Regions from separate parts of the Homo sapiens genome. Here region 2 is linked to region 1. The links are chromatin loops, found by intact Hi-C in ENCODE. Cell type or tissue: heart right ventricle. All regions are shown on one strand. Links, peaks and the distances in the headings refer to the core of each region. The heading gives the core; the rest is flanking DNA.

The links. Hi-C counts contacts between places; a loop is a spot of excess contacts. Peaks named below come from ENCODE experiments on the same cell type or tissue, not always from the same donor. Only the 100,000 strongest peaks of a DNase experiment are listed, where the experiment ranks them.
Region 2: a loop joins it to region 1, with 2.4 times the contacts of the local background. A loop is called at or near these places in 1 of 110 quality-filtered maps.

Annotation. Positions count from the first base shown.
Region 1 is chr4:113,739,686-113,750,564 of GRCh38, forward strand. The region is part of intron 2 of CAMK2D (calcium/calmodulin dependent protein kinase II delta); the gene reads right to left. Among named protein-coding and RNA genes, the nearest start is that of CAMK2D, 17 kb to the right of the region's middle. In heart right ventricle, for the core only: no CTCF peak of the experiment used is centred there; no DNase peak of the experiment used is centred there; H3K27ac peaks cover 2,189 bases.
Region 2 is chr4:113,609,044-113,619,922 of GRCh38, forward strand. It overlaps CAMK2D (calcium/calmodulin dependent protein kinase II delta), which reads right to left. Exons shown (of 21, transcript NM_001321571.2): 4 at 109-163. Among named protein-coding and RNA genes, the nearest start is that of CAMK2D, 150 kb to the right of the region's middle. In heart right ventricle, for the core only: no CTCF peak of the experiment used is centred there; no DNase peak of the experiment used is centred there; H3K27ac peaks cover 5,000 bases.

The sequences.
Region 1 (10,879 bases), core at 2,919-7,918:
TCATGGTTAAATAAAAACTTTCCTACATGATATAATACTTCTCATTTACAAAGTGAAAATGGTCATAATTTACTTTCTTATTCTGAAACTCAACTTCCATGTCCTGTTTTTTTCAACTTTTATTTTAGATTCAGGGGGTACATGTTCAAGTTTGTTACAAAGATATACTGTGTGATGCTGAGGTTTGGGGTATAATTGAACCCATCACCCAGGTACTAAGCATAGTACCCAATAAGCAGTTTTTTAGCCCTTGACCCCTTCCATCCTCTTCACTCCATTTCTTTTTCACACTTCAAAATATCTAAACTATTCCAAGTGTCTTGGCTATTAATTATATGCACATGTGTTATAATGCAAATTAATCTGTTTAGTAATAATTGAATCCTATACTATAGAGTACTATCTCATAAAATGTTTCCTTTGTATTTCTTGAATGTGTGTATGTACAGCATTTCCTCCATTCCTAGGTATATACCCAAGAAAAATAAAAACTTACGTCTACACAAAAAACTTGGATATAAATGTTCATAGCAGCATTACTCAGAATGGACAAAAGGTAGAAACAATCCAAAAGTCCTTCAGCTGATGAACTGATAAACAAAATGTGGTATACCCATATAATGAAATATTATTTAACAATAAAACATGCTATACTATGGATGCACCTTGAAAGTATTATGCTAAATGAAAGAAGCCAATCAGAAAAAAAAATTGTATGATTCCACTGACATGAAATGTTCAGAATAAAACCTATAGAGACAGAAAATAGATGAGTGGTTGCCTGGGTTTGAGGGAGAGGAGGAGAGGTAAGAATGATGAATCATTGCTAATAGGTAAGGTGTAATAAATCTCACATTTAAGTCAAGACCTGGACTCTTGATTTCCCATTCCAATCTTAGTATACTCTACTTTTCCCCTTCTCAGTTACAGTGCCACCATTAGATAGTTGGTTTGACTAGTAGTCATCTACTATGAGATGACTACTAGATCTAATGTAGATCAATAGTCATGCTTCCTCACTTTCCCTCACACCTCACAACCTTTCCATCAGCAAGTCCTAAATTTCCTCCTCCAAAATCCATCCTTCTCACTATTTCTAATGTCACCTTCACATCTCCCCTAGACTGCAAGAGTCTCCTAACTATAGTAGTCTCCTCTTAATTCAGTTTTGCTTTCTGAGGTTTCAGCTACCTGCAGTCAACCACCATCCAAAACTGTTAAGTGGAAAAATTCTGAAATAAACAATTAATAAATTTTAAATTGGGTGCCATTCTGAGAAGCATGATAAAATCTTGTAACACCTAACTCTGTCCAGCCCAGGATGTGAATCATCCCTTTGTCCAGTGGATCCACATTGTTTATGCTACCTGCCTGTCAGCCATCTTAGTTATCACAGACTGCTGCAGTACCACAGTGCTGTATTCAAGCAACCATTATTTTACTTAGTAATGGCCCCAAAGTGCAAGAGTAGTGATACTGGCAATTGGAATATGCCAAGGAGAAGCCGTTCAGCAAAGGAAACTGTGCTTCCTTTAAGTGCAAAGGTGAAAGTTCTCCCCTTAATAAGGAAATAAAAAATGTATATGCTAAGATCTATGGTAAGAATAAATCTTCTATCCATGAAATTGTGAAGAAGGAGAAAGAAATTCATGCAGTTTTGCTGTCGCACTTCAAACTGCAAAAGTTACATGCACAGAATAACTTTTATTATAGTATATTATTATAATTGTTCTATTTTATTAGTACTTGCTCATCTCTTACTGTGACTAATTTATAAATTAAACTTTATCATATTTATGTATGTATAGGAAAAATACAGTATATATAGTTTTGTGCAATCTGTAGTTTCAGACACCAACTGGGGGTCTTGGAACGTATCCCCCAGAGACAAGGGGAGACTACTATAGTCTTGCTTTCACTCACACTTCCTTACAATGTATTCTCCACATGGCAGCCAGAGAGATATTTTTTAAAACAAAATCCTATCACATTACTTCCCTGCTTCACATCCTTAAACGGCTTATCAATGCATTTAAAATAAGATCCAAATTCCTTAACTTGGCTAAAAGACTCTACACAATCCATCCCCTGCCTACCTCCCAACATCATCATGTACTTCTCTCCTTGCTAATTACACTCCAGCCACATTGACTTTCTTTCTACTCCTGTGCAAGCTCACTGTCACCTTGGTCCTTTGGCCTGGAATGTTCTTTCTTCGTATTTTCTCACGGTTTGCTTCTTTTCATCGTTAATGCCTCAGCTCAAATGCTTCTTCCTCAGCTCTATCTAAAGTAACTCCAATGAGGTCATTATCTAATTTATAGCCCTGCTATATTTTCTTCATAGCACTGCATGGTACTTATCTATCCAAATGCCTTTTCCCATGTCTCTCATCTTAACTCTCTTCACCAACCTACCCCCTGAATCAAGAACTGTGCCTACACACAGCAGTTGCTCAATAAATATTTGTTAAATAGATGAGTAAATGAATGAACAAATAATGATGACTGATATAATGAGGGCAATATAAGACATGAGAGACCTTGGGAACCAGAGAAACAAAGTCCAAGAGTTACAAAAGTTTCAGCATAAAAAATATCAAACTTTTCCTTATTAGATAAAAGCTAATAACTGGGGAAGGTACAAAGAAGATGTCTTCCAGAACTTTGAAGTCTGAACTCAAGAAACTGTTTTCTTTGTGAAAAATAGGGTGGTAGAGAAGGGAAAAATCATGAATAATTAGATTTTAAACATCAATAATAATAGCAATGGGAGAAGAAATGGGCAAAAGAATAATAAAGTGGAAAAAACATGGTATGTAAAAAGAAAAAACAACATCAAACACATTCTAATCACACCTACCTCAATAACAATTCTTGAGTTCATTTTTTTTTTTTCCTCAAGGAGCAAAGTAAACCTTTGTAGTAAACTTAGAAAAGCAAATTTTAAAAAGAGACAGACTTTTTAAAAAAGGTATTAGGAATACCAATGCTTTTGGGAAAACTTACCAAACCAAAAGCCCCAATCGTCACAGTCACTAAACCAGAGACATATAGATAGGAATGTAAGCAAGGCACAAGAAATAGAATATTCATGATGATGAGCCATATTCAACTTTGGTAATATGACATCCAGGATGAACCAATTTATGTTTTCATAGCATGTACTACCTATTTCTGATCTATGATAATTTTTATCTATAAATAGTACTTTCCTACTGATAAAAACTATGTACAACCCTGAGCCATCAAAAGCTGCCTGTAGAGTCCTTAGTTTATGCAGAAAAATGGAATGAAATTGAATCGTAATAAGGGAAACTTAGATTGTAAATTACAGATTTCCCAGGTTTCACTTTCAAGTAGAAAAAGAAATATGTTACTGAACATTCCAAAATGACATCATTCTGGCCGTTATTCCTAGAGAATAAAATTTTCTTTTCAATTTTTTGTTTTCTAACTGCCTCCCTCACCTCATCTCTCTGCTAGATGCAACTTGGAAGGAACATAACAGAATGACAATATCAAGGATTTTGCTATTAGCTAGTTTGGGTTTAAATTCTAGTTGCTCTATTATTACTAGCCATGTGAATTAAGAAAAATTAATGTAAACAAAAGATACCTCTTCTCCTTAAATCTTTTAAAAATGCCAGATTCTCTGCAGTCTCACTTTGCTGAGCCACAGGTTCTGGGAGCCATTTTTGGACACTTTGGTGCTAGATTCAAGGCCTGTACCTGCTAATGATTCAGGTTGTTACTACTACTGCACAATGCTTTTGGTTGTCTCCTTTCTACAGTCTCCAAAGACCATCCAACTTCTCAACCCCACTTCTATTTCTCTTCTTCTCAGCAGAACTATAACTGCCCTCTTCTCCACCTCAAAACCTTTCGGTATGTGCTGTTTTCTCACTCTTGGTGCCCGCTGAGGAAAAAGAATTCATTTTCCCCAAGCTTATCTCTTATTCTCACTCATGCCCACAACCTCCTCATCTGTGCCCAATAAATACTACCCTCTTTCTTTGCATTATCAGTCCTTCTCTTCCTTAGTCTTTTTCCTCTTCTTTCAAATAAGCTTTGGTTTTATTTATCCCCAAAGTTAATTCCCTTGACCTGAGGAATCCCTGAAATTACTCCCAATTCTCTTTTTCTCTTTTATCTTCCCTACTTTTTTTTTTTGAGATAAGAGTCTCACTGTGTCGCCCAGGCTGGAGTGCAGTGGTGCAATCCTGGCTTACTGCAAGCTCTGCCTTCCAGGTTCATGCCATTCTCCTGCCTTAGGCTCCTGAGTAGCTGGGACTACAGGGGCCCGCCACCACACCCGGCTAAATTTTTGTATTTTTAGTAGAGAAGGGGTTTTCACAGTGTTAGCCAGATGGTCTGGATCTCCTGACCTCGCGATCCGCCCACCTAGGCCTCCCAAAGTGCTGGGATTACAGGCGTGAGCCACCACACCCAGCCCCCTATTTTGTTAAACAAGCAAGCTTTTTCATGTTATCGCCATTTGTTCCTTAATCCCAAGAAAGTCATTAATTCTTTATCCTTCAGCAAACATTAAATACCTATTTTATTTTATGCAATGTGCTAGGTTCTGAGCATACGAAAACAAGTAACAGTCTAATGACCCAATCCTCGTGACCTTGTCCTAAACACTATTGAAATTCTGCCATATGGGAAATCAAGGCCTTTTCTTGGTCTTCATTTCTCTCTACTTCTCTACAATTCTGAACATTACTAGCCACCCCTCCTTTGCAAAAATTCCCTCCCTCAGAATTCAAATCACTGCATTATCCTAATTTCCTTCATACCTTTCTGCCATATCCTTCCATTTATCCTAAACTAGCCCTCTTTTCATCCATTAAAATGCAGTATTTCCCTACACCACTATCCTAGGCCCTCTTTTCTTTCCTTTCTATACTCTCCATTGTTATCTTATCCACTAGCATAGCTTCTACTATCTTCTCCGTGCAAATGAATCACAAAATTGATTATCATAGCCGCAAAATTGATTATCACAGTTTTATAGATAAGAAAACCAAGGCTTGAGAAGGTCACAAGAACTTGGAAGTGGCAGAGCCACTTCTTGAATCTTGGCAATCTGATTTCACAGCCAATGCTGGTAACCTACACAGTACATTGCATGTTCTCCAGAGGCACTTTTCAAGGACCACACCCAATTTTCAAAGGTCTTTTTGATAAGTCAGTGTGAATATATTGTGTATACCTCAAATACATATCAATTAATCATCTTCCCTCATCAAAATCAGTTCTTGATTCTCACTTCTCAACTAGTTACACGAAAACTAATTCTCCCCATGACTCAGCTTTGAAACTTCAGCCCTCCTGCCACATCTGTTATTATCTTAAGGTTTCAGAATCTCAGTGTCTCTCATAATCCAGGCCAATCCATCGTATTCATTCACTGCTACCAAGTAACATCATAGAGGCTCTCTTTAATGTGTCTCTGGTATACTTAAGAGCAAATTTGCAATTTGGTAAACTACCTTTACGTGTTTTTAACCTTTTCTTTCCTGATTTCCCAGATTGTCTATCCTTTGCCCAAATAAACATTTTTGGTTCTTCCCTAAACATTGATACTTTCCTGCATTCCTGTGTCTTTGTCCTTCTTTCTTCCTTCTATGCACTGCCACTTCTGCTTCCTCAATGTTACCTTTCTTGCTTCTGCCATTAAATGTCATCACTAGGCTACACTGAATTCTCATAATACTTTCTTCTGATACTGAAGATACATATATATCTTCCCCATAATTATCTATGTATGTCTCCTATTCATCAAACCAGTTTGTAAGTTTTTTGTGGGAACTGGTCATATGTTATTATCTTCATGTCCCCCACAGCTTACTTTCGACAGGCATAATACAAATAGTTTTTCTCTTCTAATATCTTTTAGATAAAATGTTAACCTCGCTTTCTTTCCTCATTAATAGTAGATATAGGCTGTCACATTCCTCAATATTAATGTTAAGCTCCCAAAGGTATTTGCAGAAAATAAGTGATGTAGCGTTTATTTTCTTGGAGATAAAGCAGGATATAAAATGTTTTAAAGATAGAACATTTTTATAGGAATAGGATTTCTGACCCAGAAAGCTGGCCAAATTCCAATCCAGGTAATTCACTCCTGTTCCCCTAATCCTTCTGGGATTTCAGCTGGATAACGCTGTCTCCTCCATTCTCTGGCCCAGGAAGGAATATGATGTACCCTACAAAACAGCTGCAACATGCCACACGGGGATGGCAGGCCTTACAGCACTGGGCACAGGAGTCTCTAAATGTTCCTTACCCACACTCCAGAAGTACTACAGAACTCAATTAGGAAATGTCTGAAGGTCTTTGAATGAAAGATGCTAAATAAGCATTAGTGTTAGTTACAATAATTTTCCAAAGACTCATTTCTCATGCCCTTTGCCTCTTTTATCCCCTAAGCTTGTTATAGAAGGGCTGAATAAATTATTTGCATTCAGGGTGAAGGAGAAATTATCTGCTCAAAGCTAAGTGCTGTTTTTAAAATTGACCTTGTGTGTGTTCACTGTATATTTCTAATATGGTATTTCTAAGTTTAGATTTATTTGGTTTGGATTATTTCAAAACATATACCTTAAAACCTTCTATCTGTTTTAAAGTTTGTAGAAGGTCAACAAATATTAACTCAATTTCTATAAATCATTATTATTTTAAAAGTTATCTCAATGATCCTTTAGCCACCCCTGTTCATGCCTCAGAGCCTCTTTATTATTTTATCTTATTGGGAGATTATGGACATTATGATTATCAGCACTAAATGGAGGATACAGTGTTGCAGGTAACCCAATAATTGGTTCTCTGTCAATATAAGACAGTATATATTTTTTTCTTTCAAAAGGACTTTTTAAAAGTTAACAATTAAATCTTGTTTTCCCTTTTCCTGATCACACAGATGCATTGGGTGAAGGGGGCAAAGTCAACCCAAGGAAATTTTTCCCAAAAATAACTTCAAAAGTTACAGAAAAGTAGGTCTCAATCCTATCTATAGGAGGTAAATAGTCCTCGTTGACAGGTTTTATTTTTCTTCTCTAATTCTATTAGAATGAAAAATGGCCTGAAATCAGGAGATCTACATTTAAGGAACAGGAGTGACTCTGATACTAAAATTCTACTTGAGGTCTGGAATTAGGATTTTTCCCAACCTGCTTACTAATGATTATACCAACCCTGAGTCACTATTTTTGAAGTCAATAGGCTTTCTGCTCTACTCCCAAAGTTCCTACATCAACCAAAAAAAAAAAAAATCTACCATTAATAATATATATATATATATACATTGAGTAAAACAATGATCCTTTTTACCCCCTTTAAACTACAAGGCAAGCAGTCCTCAAAACTAATAAAAATAGCAAAATCTTACATATTAATTTTTTTTACTGTTGCTAAAATTCTTCTAACAGGGAAAAAATTGCATGGCTGGGCCTTGCTAGGGAGGCTAAATATTTAAATCGAAGTTGTCTTCTAAGTGAATGGAAGATTGTTTCATTATATAAATCATGGGCATAAAGAAGTGACTATTTCCCTACTACCAGCTTATGCCAAATTATAAACTATATCACAGAATTAATCTAACAGAATTTTGAACTTTTTTTTTTTTTTAAATTCAATAGGAAAAGCGTATGCAAATCTTACTGCTAAAAGTTCTAGGTCCTCAAATGTGTATTCATTAATCATAAGATGATATCATTTGGGAATCATTTTATTCCTTTATGTTTTCAATAAATACCTGTGGTGGGTGCCAAACACTACTCTTGACAATAGGCATTCAAGCAGTTAATAATGTCAGTACCATTTTTAGATATCTTAGTTTTGGATTTGAGCAGAAACTTATGAACTTTTTTAAACAGTCATTAATCCATATTGCAACTATAGGAACTACCTTTTAAAGTACTAGCCGATTTTTAAAAACAAATTCTAATTATCCTCCCGTCCTTTATTTTCTACTTAGTCACTCTTAATTTTTTGTATTGCCCCAAGGCTCACTAAAACAAAATATGAGGTAGGTAAGAGGTTAATTATTCCTCTCTTATCACCTGTTCATTTCAAGTAACTCAGTGTTGTAAAATTCTACAATCTGCCTTATTTAAGAACCTCCAACAGCTCTTGCCATACTTAATGATTCGTTGGAAGAAAAAACTCCCATTCTTTTCACCCGTTTTTGCATGTTTCATGAAACTCTATACCTGATAAGTCTATCACCAAGAGTTAGAAAGTGCTTTTCTCAAGTTCAGTCTTTATTGGTACGTTCCAATATTCTGGCTTCTCGTGAGTATTTTTTCAACATATACTTTGAACTTGTTTTTTTTCCTACCTATCTCTCAGTTCAAAAACTGATTCTTTTGGAAATCCAGTTCAAACATCAGCTCCTCTAGGAAGTTTTCCCTGACCTCTCATCAACCCAACAGTTATCTCCTACACCTCAGAACCCAGTAAACACTCCCATTGTTAGATTTATCAACCTGAATGGTAATTTTACTTGACTTTACATCTGTTCACCTTGAAAGGAGGGACTTTTGTCCTTTGTACCTTCATTTATCCAGCACCTAGCAGAAGGACCAGAACATGGTGAATAAGCATTTTTTGTTAAATTGAAGTTAAAATTTAGAATCACGCTCCTTAAAATTCAATTTCTCGCTCGCATACTTTGTCATTGGTGGAAACACACAAAATTTACAGGAAGTAATTAGGCAAGAATAATTTTGATGATATTTAATCCTCTAACCCATTAATTCTCCTCTATGAATATTTCCTAAGAAACTAATCAGAACTATAAAAAAAGTTATACAAAAGAATGTCTATAATAGTGCCAGTCATCATAGCAAAAAGCAAAAATTAAAAAAAATACTAGGAATACCAAAATAATTAATCAGTTTTCTAGTCACTTAGTGAAGTATAATTCACTTATTAAGAATTCAAAAGATTTGCAGTACATAGGGAAGTTTTATAATTTTAAGTAAAAAAGCAGGACATAAAATTGTAATATTTTAGTCCAGTATTCTGAAGAAAAAGAAAGTGACAAAATGTTAACAGTGCTTGTTTGGGGGAAATGAACTACAAATATGTCTTTCCCTCATTCTATTTTTCCATATTTCCCCAAATTCTGTAATTAGAATATATATATTTTATGATATGATTATTTTAAAATGTATTTATACAAAACTGTAATAAAGATTTATTTCAGAGGTATGTCTGAAGTTTGTAATTCTATACCTAACAAATATTAATGTTTAGTATTAAAGCATATAAAATTCACTTTATCAAAGTAATAAAATATTCATCATGGATACAATTTCTACAAAACTGCCAAAATGTACACCTGAACTAACTCCCCAAATCACTATTGCCACTATGATTAAAGGCTTTAAGTCATCATTTAAAAATATGATAGGAATACTTTTATGAAAAGAATATTTTCTCATATATAATAGCTATAAATAGAATGTAATATATAATATTAAATATATTAGAATAGGTATTAGAAATATGTCTCTAATTTAGTATATGTATTAGCACTGTAAAGCTATAGAATTTGGAACCCCGCCCCCCCCACCCAGTGTCTTGCAACATATCACACAAGAAATTTCCTTGAGGAGAGAACACAAGTAAGTGCTTTTCAACATGCATTCTGTTTAAAGAGCCTTCCAATACAGAAACAAGTACACTCTCCCTCACCAAATTTCTCAACTGACAGACACAGCAGTTGAAACAGCTGGCCTCTAACTGCCTTTACTAAAAAAAATCAAATATCCTCTAAGCTAATAACATCCATGATATGTATATCTAAAACTCTATAAAGTGTCACCATACTGCTTAAAAATAAGCTTTGTCAAAAAATAAATGAAAAAGTAATCAGATACCTCTGTAGAATGGATCAAAATTTTTTTAAACTCAAACATGTTAAAATAATTTAATCATGACATGAGTCTGGAATTATTAAAGTGGTGCTGATGGACACACAGACCATGAAAATGTTAGCCCTCATTAATGAGCCACTTTATAATACATGGTTTAAAAAAAGAGCAGCAATAAGAATTTGCAAGTAGTTGCTCAAAAAGAAAATACTGAATTATACAAAACTCTTTCCAATAAAGCAGAATTTGTCATGACAAAACTTATGAAATAATTTGTGAATTACAAATTAATTTATAGAGTTATTGTATGCTATTTGACATGAAGTCTTAGTCAATTTTCAATTTACTTTGCCAGTCATAAGTTTCTCTTTGAAGCATGTCTATTTCAAGATACAGAATCTTATTTGGTCATGCAATTATTTGTCCACTTATCCAACAAACATTTACAAGTATCTGCAATATTAATTACTGTGCCAGGCGCAGACTGAAAGATAAACTAAGAAATGTCACCAAATGCCTGAAGGCCACAACATGTATGACTGCAATACAAAGGGAGAAATCTGGCAAGCTCCATAAGATATGAAATATCTATTGAAAGGACAAAGAAGGAGACAACAATCTCTCTGGCTAGAGAAAGTAAGGAGAGGTGGGGGAAGAAGTTAGAGACCATGGAGGAGGCAGGACCTGCACTGGATCTTAAAGGAGAGAGTACTGCAACAGTACCAGGTGTACTCACTCCATCAGGAAGATGGAGCAGGAACTTTCTCCCTCCCTGTGAACAGATTGCTTACTCCCTTCTCTAGCAGGCTCACCTAATTTATTCAAAATACAACCTCACACATCAATCTTTTCAGGAAATCTGTGAGACCAACCTCCCCAAGCCTGTTTCTGCATGCTCTCAAAAGCCCTGTGCACGCGTCTATCACAGCCCTTTCACTAACTCTACTAAATGCCAGGCTGTCATCCACACTCATAGGCCAGGAAATACTTGAG
Region 2 (10,879 bases), core at 3,871-8,870, 130 kb before region 1:
AAAATATTGTAGCAGTCAGTAATTTGGACTGTACAGTGAGAAAAATCATTAATTCAAAACGGTCCTCAATTAGATTGCAAAAATAATGAATACAGAGTATATACTTACAAATCAAACACCAAGTAGTGAAAGCCCTCTTCTGATATGCTATCATGAAGTCGCACTAGAAAAAAATAAGAGAAGAAAAATTGTGTTATACCTATTCCAACGATCAACGTTAAACCCCACTTCACATGGACATATGTCTCCTAGCTAGAAATGTTGGCATTACATTTTATTTTAGCCTTTGATACGTCCGTATCTTTTACAACATAGCTTGAGTTCAGATAGAACTAAGGTTTGGGTACTGGTTCTGAAAACTGGTAACTATGTGATCTTAAAAAAAAACTGCTTAACTTGTAATGATATTAGTACCTATGCTTTATAAAATGGTTGAGATTAAATGAGATAAAAATCCACAAATTTTGAGGTGAATACTAAACAAATGTTAAGGATCATTATAATATATATCCATATACTCAAAGTTACCAGGTTCTGGCAATTCTTTCACTTCCTTGCCACTCTCTTTGCTATCACCTTAGTCCAAGTCTTCACCAACTCATGCTTGGTCACTACAACAGACAGTAAGAGGAATGATTCCAAGTCTAGGAAATGGTTTCCCTGTGTTCTCCCTTTTGTCCAAGAAGTTCTAGGTGGCACTCCCTGGCCAACCTGGCAAAACACAGTTTTTGTTATGTTACTTATTTACTCAGGTCACCCAAATCCATTTACCAAGTCATTAGCCCAAAATGTACAGCTTGAACTTTTGCTAAAATAATTTACTAGTTTCTCAAATTAATGCCACTTTAAAATTTTCAATGAGCCAGACTTTAACTGATAACTCTAAACTAAATCACACATGTAGAACTACAAACCGCTGTATCTGCTATTTACTTGTTCATAAGCCCCACACCTTGTCCCAGTTATCCTTCATAGAGAGTGAATTCTTTTTTTTTTTGCTTATTTATTTTTATTTTTTACTTTTATTTTAGCTTCAGGTGTACATGTGCAGGTCTGCCACATAAGTAAACTCATGTCACGGGGGTTGATGTACAGATTATTTTGTCCCCCAGGTACCAAGCCTAGTACCCAATAGTTATTCTTTCTGCTCCTCTCCCTTTTCCCACCTTCCAACCTCTGGTAGCCCCAGTGAATTCTTCCTGTGTATCCAAATCACTTGAAGTGGTGGCTTGATCTTCACTGGGAGCAAAAGAAGGCAGGGAAAGCAACAAAGTTTTAGGACACAACTGCTTTTACAAAAGTCACCACAAAATAATAATGATTTTCTACTACAACCTGTTATGTTTCCCATGCACTGATGACCACCACATGGAAAATGTGAATTTATAAGAACATTCAGGTTATCACACAAACTAAAATTATTTATACAAGGAGACTGTAGTACTCATTCAATGCCCAGGCTCATAGACTTAACATAATCTCTGTGCTTTATCATCTAATTCCATCCCCTTTGGATCTCATTCCTGGCCTCCTATTAAAATATTTTCTGAATCCCTCTCTAGATAGATTATAGTTTGTAAAATATGAATTTTCTATTGTTATTAACATGAGGAGGAGGCCTATACTGTAGGTGACTGGGAATGCAGCCAACAGTTCAGTCTCAGACCCTCTACTTAGCTCTTGAGTGCATGAAATGTAAGCACACTGCAGTCCCCGCTGCCCTGCCACGCTTATCTTACTTGTCACAGTGCCACCCTTGAGGTCATTCATGCAGCATATTTTATCTTTATTTACTACCTTTAATACCTTTCCCTTCTTCAGTATATAGTCTCGTCACCAATACTGCCCAACAGGAACCATATTTTATAAGTCTTGCATCCCACACAGAGATCTGGCACATAGTAGATGGTCTTTCATCAAATTGTTTTTGAGCATTTACTATAGAAGGTTTTGGGATGGAAATTTTCACCAAAGATAGCTATATATATGTTATATATACACATAACACACACACACACACACACACACACACACAATGTATATAAATAAAATAAGAAGATGGCTACATAAGCAATTCTTCCATCACTTTAATGGTGTGAAAGGTATTCTTCACGTTGCCAATATCAGAGATGCCTGCTAGCCTTGCTTAAACTTATGCTGCTGAAGAATATAAAGAGTTTGGTTTGATGGTGCATCTTCTAATGATCATTTAGTACAATAAAGAAAGCTGGGCCATGGATGATAGCTCACTGGCTTCTTGAATGACACAGTTTCAGAGATATCTCACTTAGCAGCTATAATACAGTATGTATTCAAATGAACTTAAATAATGGCATGGCTTCTTAAAGAACTCATAACAATTATTCTGGAAAATAAGATGGGTTCCCATGTTATCAAAGTTAAACTGAAAAGTAAAGTCTACAATCTGACCAGGAGGAAATCACCATTACTTTCTTCCACTGTCTGAAGGTAAAAGCCTTAGGTGCAGGTGGGATCTCAGGTGTCCAGATCGAAGAGGTATACAGCTGAACAGAGGAGAATATTTCAGGTACAACTGGAGAAGTAGCAATAATTTCTGTCTATCCTGGGAATAACATTTTCTTAAAATTATTTCCATTCACTTATTAATACTAATTAATACTAAATATCATCATTCAGAAATCAATTATTTTTTGAACAAGTCAGGAGTTACTGTTCAGATGGAAACATGATAATCAAACACATGATACAAAAGCACTTAACCAGCTAACATGTGATAAGGGTTTGAGACAAATCATTCAGCCAAGTTTACTTCTTTTGCATCACACAATTCCAAAATAATCTCTAATATGTCTAACCAGCCATTTGACCATGCGAGATTATGAATAAATGTGTTATTCATATCACATATTCAGCATCATATTTACTTGGGATTAATATATACATATTTCCTTCCTTCCTTTATTCCTTCCTTCCTATGTCCCACCCTACTTCCTTCCACTCTCTTATTTTAAATAATGAACTGAAAAAACAGAATTATAAGAAATTGTCATGATTTTTACTTACTATATTAACAAAAGTAGATACTATAGTCTTCACAGAGACATTCCACATGTTCACAATTACTGTGAGGATGGGTTTGTTTCCTTTAAAAATGTTTAACTCTTCAACTATTATTCTCAGAGTTGATGGTATGTCTAAACGGTCTGGAAGATAGTGTTTTAGTTGTAGACATCATCTATTTCTCTTCAAGCCTTTTCTGTTGGTCAAAAGTATCCTTCATTTCCTATTCTTTTTTTCCTTTTTAACAGTTTCTCAAGGATTGAAAATCATGTTTACTTTTACAAAATGTTACATTAATTATTCCCTATAAATAACTGTCAATTCATTTTCACACCAAAGGAATAACACAACATTCTGTTCATCACAGCTGTTAGCTCAAGACTGACGGCATGGCTGGCCTTGACAGCACTGCAGATGCTGCATTTTGAAGCATACTGCACCTCGTTCTTTCTATGACTGCTCTGTTATTGCCATAAGCTGCACATATGAGTGGACGCAATTAGCCTAATTACAGTTGTCCCTATGACGTTTTTAGAGAGAAATTTTAAAAAAGAGAATGAGAAAAACATTTGAGAAAACAGGTTATAATACATTTTGGCAGTCATTCTTTTTGAAGTTTGCTCAAAGGTAAAATTACGTGTATGAATAAATGAATTTTCACAACCTGAAACAGCACAACAGTTCTCATCAAATTTTAAATTCTGGAACTTTAAGTATGGAATTTATAAGGGGGATAAAAGTGCTTCTGAGGCTAAAAATAGTTCCAAAGGTTAGCTGACCCATGGCCTAATTCTTTTCCTTTCTCTCCTGCATGTATTATCACATTTGAATGATTGCAGGATCGCTGCTTTCTCTTCCTGTTCTGTGTTCTTGCATTATTCCATTGCAGTTTCTAGCTAAATATTAGCTCCATAAAGAAGGGGTCAAATAGACCATGGTCCTTGTATGATCTGAGAAATTTTAATTAAATATGATAGAAGTTTTCTATTTAATTCCTCATTTCACTTAAGGGGTTAAAAGATATAATAAAACTTATGTTCTTACTGTCAGGCACAATGCAAATAATTTTTGCAAGAGTTATATTATTTAATATATGCAAGCACCACAAGGACATTTTGCCATAAGCTTTTACAAATGAATGTTCACAGGCTTAGAGGTATGGAGGAAACTTCCAGGTTAACAGCAAGTAATTGGCCTGGCTAGGACCAAAATGTAGAGTTGGATGATTCCAAAGACCTTGTTCTTACTGAGAATACTACGTGGGCTCCCTGAAACCTTTCTGTGAACAAACTACTTGCCAAATACCTGGTGGGATATGAACTGGTTTGTCAGGGTAAAATAATATTCAAAAAAAATTCAAAAGAGAAGAAATAAAAAAATTATTATGGTGACTAGAGAAAGAAAAGTAGTAACAAGTACGTAACAGACAATTTCCACAGAAAAAGAAAACCATTTTGACTGTAGGTTTAAAATGTGATGCTATAATTTTGAGGGTACAGAGGTAGCTAGATGATGTCTAGGATACAAAGCCACATTTGTCTCTCTATACAGTTCCTAAAGCCCCAGAAAATTGTTATTTTTCCACTTCAAATTAAGAATATGAGAATTGCCAGTGACTCAGCTATTTTATCTGATAGAACATTTAATGTACCAAAAATGCTAGCAAGTTGAAGAATCTGAAAGCTTACCCAACATACAAAATATCATAAATTTAAATCATTTTCATTTCCAAAAATTAACTTTCACATCATGGACATTATGATAACATGGACAAAAAGGTGTGTATGTGTGTGTGTGCGAGAGAGAGCGAGCGAGAGAGAGAGAGAGGAAGTGGAAATGAATGGGCAAGGGAGAAGAGGGAAAAGAGTAGGAAAATTAAACTCCAAGTAGAAACTGTGTCAACAGTGATTAGGTACACCTTATCCATTTTGATGACACATGTTAGAAACACTTCTGTCAAAAGAAAAGGAATATATTATTTTATTGAGACTTAATATCTTTCCTAAAAGGCTGACAGGATACAAAGTCAATGTTTTCTATTTCAGTACTACTTCTTTCCTCCTCCATTTCTTAACAGTACCCCCCACACAAAATAAAACCAAGGTTGTTAATTATAATTTTATGAAATTATTTATATAAAATATTATTTGGTTCAAATTATACTGATTCTTACTCTGCCATACAACCCAAACTCACTATCTGTTCCTCTTCACTAAAATTTATTATGGAGAGGAGGCAGTCAATTACATTGGTGGACCCCAGTGGACTATGTCTATCATTATTCATGTCCTTGTGCAGTCCCCTCCCACATTACCTCTGGGCTTGGCTATGTGATTTGCTTTGAGTGAGTAGCATGTGTGATGCAAGCAAAACCTTAATATGTTTTCTACATTGGAGCTGTAATCTTGGAAACCACTTGCTGTGCTAAAAGAAAAGATCAGGTTCGATTGGAAGACAAGAGGCCACATGAAGAGAAACCTCTGAGGATAAGAGATAATTCTGACATTCTATTACTAGCAGAGGTCATAGCTGAACGAAACTGCATGAATGACCTCAGCTACAGTAGAGCACCCAACTGACTGAATCCAGTCAACTCATAGAATTATCACAAATAATAAACTGATGTTATTTTAAGCCATTAAATCTGGGATGGGGATTGTTACCTAACAATAGATAAATAAACAGAAAAGACTTAATCTGAAATGTGTGATTGACCACATTGTCCTCAAATACGTTTTTCAATATCATAAGCAAATTTAGCAGAAAAAAAGAATGAGTCTGACCTCAGAAAGTAAGAAAGAATTAGTAAAAATTCTAAAACTGAGCATGGTAGGGCAATGCTGCCAATATTATCATGATACTAATAGAGTAATTCATACAGAACAGATTGTATTATATCCTCATAATCATTGTTTGTCAGCTCTGAGTAATAGTCCTGGTTATTAATGAGGCAGAATTTGCATTTTTAGCTTTGCTGTGTTTCAAAGATTGAGGTAGTTGGATTTGGTTCACATACTGGGATGCAAAAATGGCAGCTTGTAAGTCAGATCCTTTTTATATTCCCATCAGTAGTTAATTATAATTCATAGCTAAAACAAGCACTAGCCAAGTTAGGCCATCTAACACGCCAAGTCTACCCCAAAAGAGGGAAGCCAACATTAAGTTCATTTGTAAATTAAAAATAATAAATATATACATATATGTATTAATTTTATATCTACATACACTTTTTTCAATATTACATTAAAAATGTAAAAACACACACACTAGTATTAGAACATTTTAACAGTCAAATTACACTCTCTGGAGAGAAATTTCAGCTCAACCATTATTCTCCTGGCTTTATTTATGACAAAGCTGCTCACTTCTAGAGAGAAAACTTTTCAAATAGAAAACACAAAAGCACTGAAAACTAAGTTCAAAATCAAACTAACACTTCTAGAAAAGTGAAGCCAAATCTCTCTATGTGGTTTTTTAAAAAGTATTTCCTATAACACAAGTAATACAGTTAATAAAATGACACCATTTGATTTTCATTTTCCCAGTATAAAATATATTAACTTGAGTACATTAGAAAAAATATATGCTGTTTTTTTGAAATAGAGATGTTCATTTTTAAAACACTGAATAGAAATATAGACAGGTATAGATACATATTAATTTTTATGTTGTTATTAAGGTCAAGAGTCCTACATAGCATTTATACTTTGTCTTTTTTTACTTGTTTTAACATGAAACTTTAACATTTGAGCATAAAAAATTGGGAGTTTGATTAGCTGGCTAAGGCAAACAAATGAAGTGGTCAGGCTTAGAAGCCACAATCTGTTCTAATTTTAGCTATTTGAACACATAAAGTTACATAAGGGATATGTATTTTTGAAAAACTATTTAGCAATATGCCCCATTTATAAATGCCAAATAAGTAATTATTCATCACTCAAAAGTTAAAATTAATTTCTATATCAGAAATTGAAAAATTATAGTAAAATTTCAGATATTCTTCCTGTAATGACAAAAAATCTACCTTGTAAACTTAATATCAACTAAAATTAAATTATATTTCAAAGCAATTGACTGCTTACACTTAATAGGAATGAAAATTAACTTTTTAAAATAATCAAATGTAATTATTATATGAAAACTTCATAGGGAATGCCATCCATATTACTTTAAAAACTATTCTAAAAGTACACAAAGAAAGTTACTGGATCCCAAGATAAGTCCTGAAGGTCAAAGCATATCAACTCTGGTGACTATGGTCTCCATCCTTATTCCCAAATCCTCACCCCACTCCTGATTCAAGATTAAAAGCCAAGTTTAGATTATCTTCAATATCTACAGGATCAGATTAGTATAATAGCATTCAGTACTGACTAGAAGAAATCATTATGCCTTTTATAAGCCAGCACTAATTAGAAGCCTAGATAATCCAACTGGGTTTCTGATGGGTCAAAATAGTTATTACCTGGGAGAATTTCAACCTGGGAAGAAATTAGAAAGTGGGAGATATGATCAGTAACTGTTGACTGTATGGGTATCAGCCACATCTATCACATGACACTACAAACAGCATGAAAGAACAATCAGTTCTTTTGCTTGAAAGAAAAACGTCATCAATGGCTAAATATAGAAGCTCAGAGAAGACTAAAACAATATAAAAGTAAATAGGTAATTCATGTAATACTCTGTCCTGCTCATTTTTAATAAAAACATAAATTTAAGGGTAAAGTAAATAATAGATTTAGTAATATCTGGAAACATTCTTTGTTTTCTTTGAAAAATAATTTGAGATTATCCTGTTGTATATTTTAATTGAATAATTCCATTCTGCTTATTTTGTTTTCTAAAAAGGTAATTTCATTTCTTGGAAAAGTTGATACTCATTTCAAGAGTATTGAAACAATAGTCATTTATATAGAAAAATCTTCCTTCCCTCTTTAAATTTTGCATTAATATCATTTGTTTTATGAATTTTGATTGGTGATTCCAACTTTCCTTTCTTCTTGCCTTATGTTTTTGTTATTCTATCTTCCACTATGTATTGCAAGTTAGTCAGTGATCTCTCATCAATATCCTTAGCCATTAGGAATATTAAAAAAGGGCTGGGTGCGGTGACTTACGCCTGTAATCCCAGTATTTTGGGAGGCTGAGGCAGGCAGATCACTTGAGGTCAGGAGTTTGAGACCAGCCTGGGCAACATGGTGAGACCCTGTCTCTATTACAAAAAATTAGCTGGGTGTGGTCACCCATGCCTGTAGTCCTAGCTACTCATGAGGCTGAGGCAGGAGAATCGCTTGAACCAGGGCAGCGGAGGTTGTGGTGAGCTGAGAAATCGCCACTGTACTCCAGACTGAGCAACAGAGTGATACCCTGTCTTAAAAAAAAAAAAAAATCAAAAAAGAAGAGAGACATCTGTCGTGGTCTATCTTACTGTACTCTCTGAACCTTATCAGAAATTTTGATGATTATGGGAGAAGTAAGGGAAGACAGACAATATATGGGAAAAGCAAAGGTATTCCTGAGAAGGCACATCCCTTGCTGATGAAGAGTTGTTACTTCTGTAAGGAAAAACAGAACAATTTTTTTTGTTCTTAATTTGAAATGGGGTCTTGCTATGTTGCTGAGGCTGGCCTCTTGAATGCCTGGTTCAAGCAATCCTCCTACCTCAGCCTCCAGAATAGCTGGGATTACACAAACACCACCATTCCTGGCTAGAAGAAACAATTTTTAAAGGAGATAAAAAATAACAAGAATAAAATCAAACATGGTGAAGTATATTTCACATTAAAGGTAACTATTGCTTTGTGAAACTTTTGCTTGGGTCATACACACACACTCACACAACACACAGACACACACACATATATATATATAAAATATACACTGGGCCATGATATAAAACATTTTTTATACTCTAGCTCACAGTAAGTAATACTTGATAAGCACTGGATTAGATGATCCTTTAAGAAGATCCTATAAGATCCTTTCTAAGTTTTTACATTTCTACATTCCTGGATGAATATGGCTAATAAATAGTATAGGAAATAAACAATACAGTAATTACCAATACAAAGCTGAATATGATTCTCTAAGTGTAAGAGTTTTCTCTCTTCAACACTCTCGAGTTAAAGTTTAAAACATACTTCATTTTATTTTGGAATTGTTTTTAATGAATAACTAGAGAGAAAACATAGAACATTTATCTTGCCAAACCAAAAATATGCTCTTCAAAAAATTAACCGAGCAGATGAGCTGCTTTTATAACACTAGCCCCTGGAGAATAGTAAATGGAAAATCTTATTAGATCATCTTCTCTTTGTAACTTACTACCATATTATCTTAACACTTGCAACTGTATTTTCCCTAGAGACTCATTAGCCCAAATGCTCTCATCTTTCAATTCCTTTTTTGAAAATTCATTTATTGCATTTTTCCAAAGTTGATATGTCCTATAAGCAGGAAATCTGTGAGTTTAAAATCCTAATACATGTTAAGAAATGCAATATAACTGGCTTGTAGACATATTGTACTATAATATTATATTATCCAATAACATTTGCCTCTATATATCTATTTTTATGATGAAAGCACTTAAAATATCAGTTTATTTCTCCTGGATAATACATGCAAAAGAAGTACATGAAAAATACATTCTGTAATCTTAGGCTCACAATCTGGGAAAAACATGGGAGTTATTTATGAACTTGCTCATGAATTAGATGCCATGGGAATAATGAAGAATACTAGTAAATATAGCTGCAGGCACCAGTCTGCATCTATCAGGCACCTAATATATTTTTATCTAAGCCTTCGAGAGAACAGTTAGTTCAGCCTAGGTCAATGATGTTTCTAAAGTAAAGAATAATTATCTATTTATCATGAAATCAAGGAAGTTATAATGAATGTCAGACATCTCAAACGTGTGGTGCATTTGCTTGTTTCACTTATCTCATAGACATCTCAAACCAAACAAGCTCAAAGAACTCGTGATCGTCCCCCTAAAACCTGCTTCATCCATGGTCTTCCATCTTTCCAGTTGCTCATAAAAACCCCAAGGTAATTCTTGACCCTTTCTGTGAAAGCAAAATCTAATCTGAAAGCAAATCCTTCTAAATATAATAGGGTGAGATGGAATATACATACATATATAGAAAATCTGACCACTTTTCATCTCCTCTACTGTTACAAGCCTGATCTATGGCAAGTCCAGTAGCCTCCTATCTCATTTCTGTGTTTCTACCCTGCCCTCTCACTGTCTTTACCACAGCAGCCAGAACAATCCTGTTAAAACTTAAATCTGATTATTGTCCTTAGGTTCAGAATCCTCCAATGGCTCTCCACTTACTGTCTCTGAGTAAGAGCCCAAATTCCATTCATGGCCTAAAAGGTCCCTCGCTCCACCCTCATTATCCCCCTAACCTCTCCTACTACTCATCCCTGGCCCATTGCACTCCAACTTCATTGGCATCCTTGCTGCTTCTGGAGAACTCCAGGCAAGCTCCTGTCTCAGAGCCTTTGCACTTGATGTTTCCTCTGCCTGGAATTATTTCCCCGATATTCACATGGCTCATGGCCTCATCTGTTTTAAGTCCCTAAGCAGCTTTTCAGAGTATTCATTTTTGTAAATACAGATTTTTTTTTGGAACATAGCCACATCAATTTGTTTACGTATTATCCATGTTGGTATAAAGCTAGGATTTCATTGTTTAATAATTGCAACTAAGACATGTCCAGAAAACTGAAAATACAAACCCCTTTACAGAAAAAGTCTGTTGACCGCTGGAGTAGAGGGTAAGATTGCTGAAAGAGAGAATATAGGTGCTGAGAGGCCGGAGTT